2 separate regions of the Homo sapiens genome follow, and region 2 is linked to region 1. Evidence: chromatin contacts called from ENCODE Hi-C or POLR2A ChIA-PET data. All regions are on one chromosome and are shown on one strand. Each heading gives the region's core, a stretch centred on a gene start or an enhancer-like site at or near the end of the contact. The rest is flanking DNA. Distances are from core to core; before and after follow the strand shown. Region 1 has its middle 10 kb from the start of TIAM1. Region 2 has its middle 29 kb from the start of SOD1.

Evidence for each region. A loop is a pair of places that touch in the nucleus more often than their neighbours do. ChIA-PET counts read pairs that join two places held with the same protein, here RNA polymerase II (POLR2A). Pooled maps may share reads with other maps.
Region 2: a pooled map shows a loop between it and region 1 (6-fold over the local background). The contact joins two enhancer-like sites. A Hi-C loop is called at or near these places in 1 of 50 pooled maps. POLR2A ChIA-PET finds 5 or more read pairs at or near these places in 3 of 52 experiments (activated T-cell, activated naive CD4-positive, alpha-beta T cell and activated naive CD8-positive, alpha-beta T cell).

What each region holds. Positions count from the first base shown.
Region 1 is chr21:31,353,425-31,355,989 of GRCh38, forward strand. It overlaps a transcript of TIAM1 not described here. Among named protein-coding and RNA genes, the nearest start is that of TIAM1, 10 kb to the left of the region's middle. Within about 2 kb of position 1,292, at least 9 of the 41 ENCODE cell types and tissues checked have a DNase peak (open chromatin) inside an H3K27ac peak, as active enhancers do.
Region 2 is chr21:31,628,958-31,631,522 of GRCh38, forward strand. No RefSeq gene overlaps it. Among named protein-coding and RNA genes, the nearest start is that of SOD1, 29 kb to the right of the region's middle. Within about 2 kb of position 1,299, at least 3 of the 41 ENCODE cell types and tissues checked have a DNase peak (open chromatin) inside an H3K27ac peak, as active enhancers do.

The DNA.
Region 1 (2,565 bases), core at 42-2,541:
TCCCTCATCTGTAAAATGGGAATAAGAGCATTTCCCTCATAAAACTATGTGAAGACAACTTTGATGACAATGAGTTGCTGACATTTCCTGAGCACTTTCTCTGTGAAAGCCACTAGGCTAGGGGCTGCTCATTCAATTTTCTACCTGGTCCTCATGACAGCTCAGCAAGGTACTACTTATTACTAGACCCATTTAACAGATAAAGAAAACTGAGGCACGGAGAGGTTAAATGAACTGCCCAAAGCCACTCAACAAGTAAGAGGCAGGTCTAAAATTCTAACCTAGTCTCTGTGAGGCTGGGACCCCAGCTCTCTCCAACCTCACTACTGCATTTGGGCTACAATCTTGTCATTAACAACCTTGACATCCTTACATTTGATTTATTTGTTTTTATTTATTTATTTATTTATCTTTTTTTTTTTTTTTTTTTTTGAGACAGAGTCTCACTCTGTTGCCCAGGCTGGAGTGCAGTGGAGTGATTTCAGCTCACTGCAACCTCTGCCTCCTGGGTTCAAGCGATTCTGTGTCTCAGACTCCCAAGTAGCTGGAATTACAGGTGCCCGCCAACAAGCCCAGCTAATTTGTGTATTTTTAGTAGAGATGGGATTTCACCATGTTGGCCAGGCTGGTCTCGAACACCCGACCTCACACAATCTGCCCACCTCGGCCTCCCAAAGTGCTGGATTATAGGTGTGAGCCACCATGCCCGGCCTTATTATTACTAATATTACCCTTTGTATCATGAATCTCAGTTTCTGGGTTCACAAAGTCAGAGGGCTGAGTGTGATTCCCAAAGCCTACACTTACTCATGGAGAACCTCATGCCCTCTTAAGGACAAATGTGGCAGGCAAGCAACATATTTTAGGGTTTGTCATGAAGCTCCTGGAAGTTAATTGTCACTCCGTCTGAGAAAGGTGAGTGAACAAGGTATCTAACGTGAGCCAGCTCAATTGCACAAGAGGCAAATAATATGCATAATGCATGTGTGGGAGATTCCTAAATGTATTCCTGGGGCCCTTTCACAGAACCAAGGACCCCCCCTCCACACCCCCACCACACGAAGAGGCAAGTTCAAACTCTGGACTGAGATAATTAACGGCTGGTGGATATTTTACACTGACCTATTTATAATACCTCCCTGAAGTACTAATGTTGGTTCACAATCAAAAGAAATACATACTGAACAGAATCTTGCTCGCAGCTGAACCACCCAACTTCCCGGTAAAACATGCATGACAGGTGACTCACAAGGATGACACAGTTCCTGGCACAGGCACCAAGAGTTACTACCGGTGTGGAGGAGGCTCAGCCAGCAAGTTGACAAACACTTCACCACATCACCTAAAACACCAAAGTTCAACCCTATGCTCTCAGATGCCTGGTTTCTGAGAAAGGGAATTTCTCAGAATGGGACCACAACGCTGACAACCTGCCCAGCTGACAATCCTTGCTGTGGGCTGGCAGACGCCAAGATAAGTCATCTCTGACTTTTATTTTTCTCAGCCTCAACAACTTCACACACCTTGCTTAGGCTCAGGCTTATGATTCAGACTTCTCACCCCTCCCAAAGCCCTGTACCCTGGGAGCCTTTGTTCTTTTTCTGGCCACAGATGAACTCAGCCCATTAAAGAAGAGCTGTAATCCCTTACACATATAACTTTCCATTGGCAAAAATTAGTCAGGTCGGCTGGGTCTGAGGTCAGCAGTCTCCTGCAGAAACACCCACCAGACACTGTTCCCCCACCACCAAAAAAAAAAAAAAAAGGTAGCGGCTAATGAACTGCCCATTAACCGTCTGGTAGAAACACACACACAGATACTACTGACTCATTCCATTTCAATAACCAAAAACAATATTCTTGGCCTTTGGCATGAATATGGGTTTTTGTTTTCTTAAGGATAGTGGCCACCTTGGTCTATTTGCTCCCGTGCAAACTTGTTCATCTTCCGCTTATGAAGGTAACCTTAGACTTGAGGTCTTTGTTCAACATCACCTTCTCAATGAAGGTGTCCTCCTGGCCAGTGGCCCCACCCCACCACCTCCACCCCTCATCCCTGGCACATTTCCTTTCTTACTTCCCTGATTTATTTTTCTCTCCTTTATTATTTATTTATTTATTTATTTATTTATTTATTTATTTATTGAGAAAGAGTCTCGCCCTGTTGCTCAGGCTGGAGTGCAGTGATGTGATCTCGGCTCACTGCAACCTCCACATCCCAGGTTCAAGCAATGCTCTTGCCTCCGCCTCCTGAGTAGCTGGGACTACAGGCGCGTGCCACCACACTGGGCTAATTTTTGTATTTTTAGTAGAGACAGGGTTTTGTCATGTTGGCCAGGCTGGTCTCAAACTGCTGGACTCAAGTGATCTGCCCGCCTCGGCTTCCCAAAGTGCTGGGATTCAGGCGTGAGCACTGCGCGCCCGGCTATTTTTCTCTCCTTTGTACACATGCTGAATATTTTCTTATTTTACTCTTTTTCTTGTTTCTCTCCTCCACTAGAACATAAGCCCCACAAGAGCAGGCACTTTTATCCATTTTGCTCACAGTTCTATTGCAAGTGCCTA
Region 2 (2,565 bases), core at 49-2,548, 280 kb after region 1:
AATCCCAGCAACTTGGGAGGCTGAGGCAGGAGAATCGCTTGAACTTGGGAGATAGAGGTTGCAGTGAGCCAAGATTGTGCCACTGCACTCCAGCCTGGGTGACAGAGTGAGACTCCATCTCAAAAAAAAAAAAAAAAATTACAAAAGTAATACATATTCACAATTAAGAAAAACAATTAAATAGAAAAAAGAGCAAAAATGATTACCTGGGCATGGTGGCAGGCGCCTGTAATCCCAGCTACTTGGGAGGCTGAGGTAGAAAAATTGCTTGAACCCAGGAGGTGGAGGTTGCAGTGAGCTGAGACTGCACCATTGCACTCCAGCCTGGGCAACAAGAGCGAAACTTCATCTCAAAAGAAGAAGAAGAAGACAAAGAACAGAGAGCAAAAATAAAATGTACAAGTCCTTCTCCTTCCCATAACTCCCCCTCGCAGGCCTGCCTTCCGCTAGCCATCTCCTGGACTTCCTCAGGCTTGACCCTGGCATCCAGGGTTTCTCCCTTACTGGCAGGCAACACCCACATTCCAGGTGGGCTTCTTTGGAAGCAGAGTTACTTGCCTTGAGTTGGAGGGGTGGGGTGGAAAATCATCCCTTCCCCACAAGCTAACCACACTCTTCACAGAAAGGATTGCTCTGATGTGCCTATGGATCCTCCCTTTCCCCTTGACAGCCTGCAGGAAAGGAATGGGTTCCAGGTCAGAGAATTGGTCCTGCCACCTCTTAGCAAGTTATGTGGGGTTGCCTTTACTCCTCACTTTGAAATGTCAGCGGCTTGTCACTTGTCACTTATATTCTCGGTTTGAGGCTTCAGCTGACATCCTCAGACAAGAGTCTGTTATGGTCTTTCAAATCTAGGGGTCCGTAGATTGACCACCTAAGACCATATTTGTCCCAGTGGCCATTTCATAGTTGGCTCACTCTTTCTCCAGCATGAACGTGACATGATCAAAATTATGACTGCCCTTCATAAGGGTCATTCTGGCTGCCCTAAAGGGACTTTGCTAGCATCTCTGGCTTCCATGCCTACTCAATTAGAAACTTTCCATCTTTGTCCAGTTTTAACAGACTGAGATCTTGGCCAAGCCTAAAATCTGAGGTTCTCACCTATCATCTCCATGAATGAACAACAAATACTACCTACTTTGCTGATTTCTATGACTCAAATATCCTTTCATTAGCAAAATGCGGAATTACAGAATGGAAGCAGCTTGCATTTTGTTTTGATATGGACTTATTCATCAAATATTTATTAGAGTTGACTCTGTGCTGGCACTATGCCTGGACTGGAGGTTTAATAATGAACAAGACAGGCAAGGTTAAATTTGACGAAAGGCCAGATGCGGTGACTCATGCCTGTAATCCTAGCACTTTGAGAGGCCAAGGCGGGTGGATCGCTTAAGCCCAGGAGCTCGAGACCTGCCTGGGCAACATGGCAAGACCTCGTCTCTACAAAAAATACAAAAATTAGCTGGGCATGGTAGTGTGCGCCTGTAGTCCCAGCTACTTGGAAGACTGAGGTGGGAAGTTCCTTTAAGTCTGGGAGGCAGTGAGCTGAGACCATGCCACTGCACTCCAGCCTGGGAGACAGAGTGAGACCTTGTCTCAAAAAACAAATGGACAAAAGATACCCCTGTGAGCTAGCTTTCAGTTCTGGAGGAAAAAATTCTCTAGGAACTGAAAATCTTAACTTAGTCTCCATGATAACTGAATCTTACCTCTTGTAAAATTTGCCTTAATAGTATTTTTAATAGTTAAAGCATTTAAAATTTTTATGTTGGATTTATTTTATTTCATTTTGGAACTCGGGTTCCAAAGGTAGATTTAATCATACTCCTCAATTTGTGGCACACTTAAAAAAAAGAATAACTTTATTGTGGTAAGAATACTTAACATGAAAGCTACCCTCTTAATACGTTTTCAAGTATACAATACAGTATTGCTAAATATAAGTACAGTGTTGTACAGCAGGTCTCTAGGGCTCATTCATCTTGCTTAACTGACACTTTATGCCTGTTGATTAGAAACTTTCCATTGAGGCCGGGCATAGTGGCTCATGCCTGTAATCCTAGCACTTTGGGAGGCTGAAGCAGGTGGATCACCTGAGGTCAGGAGTTGAGACTGGCCTGGCCAACATGGTGAAACCCCATCTCTACTAAAAATACAAAAATTAGCCAGGTGTGGTGGTGCGCACCTGTAATCCCAGCTACTCGGGAGGCTGAGGCGGGAGGATCACTTGAACCTGAGAGGTTGAGCTTGAAGTGAGCCAAGATCACACCACTGCACTCCAGCCTGGGTGAGATAGCAAGACTCTGTCTCAAAAACAAAGAAAAAAGAAACTTTCCATTGATCTTTCCCCAGCCCCTGGCAACTACCGTTTCACTTTTGTATTCCATGAATTGGCCTATTTTAGATACTAATTTTAAGTGGAATCATGCAGTATTTGTTCTTCTGTGACTGGCTTATTTCACTTAGCATAATGTCTCAAAGTTCATCCATGTAGTCCCATATTGCAGAAGTTTCTTCTTTTCTAAGGCTGAATAATAACATTCCACTGCATGTGTATTC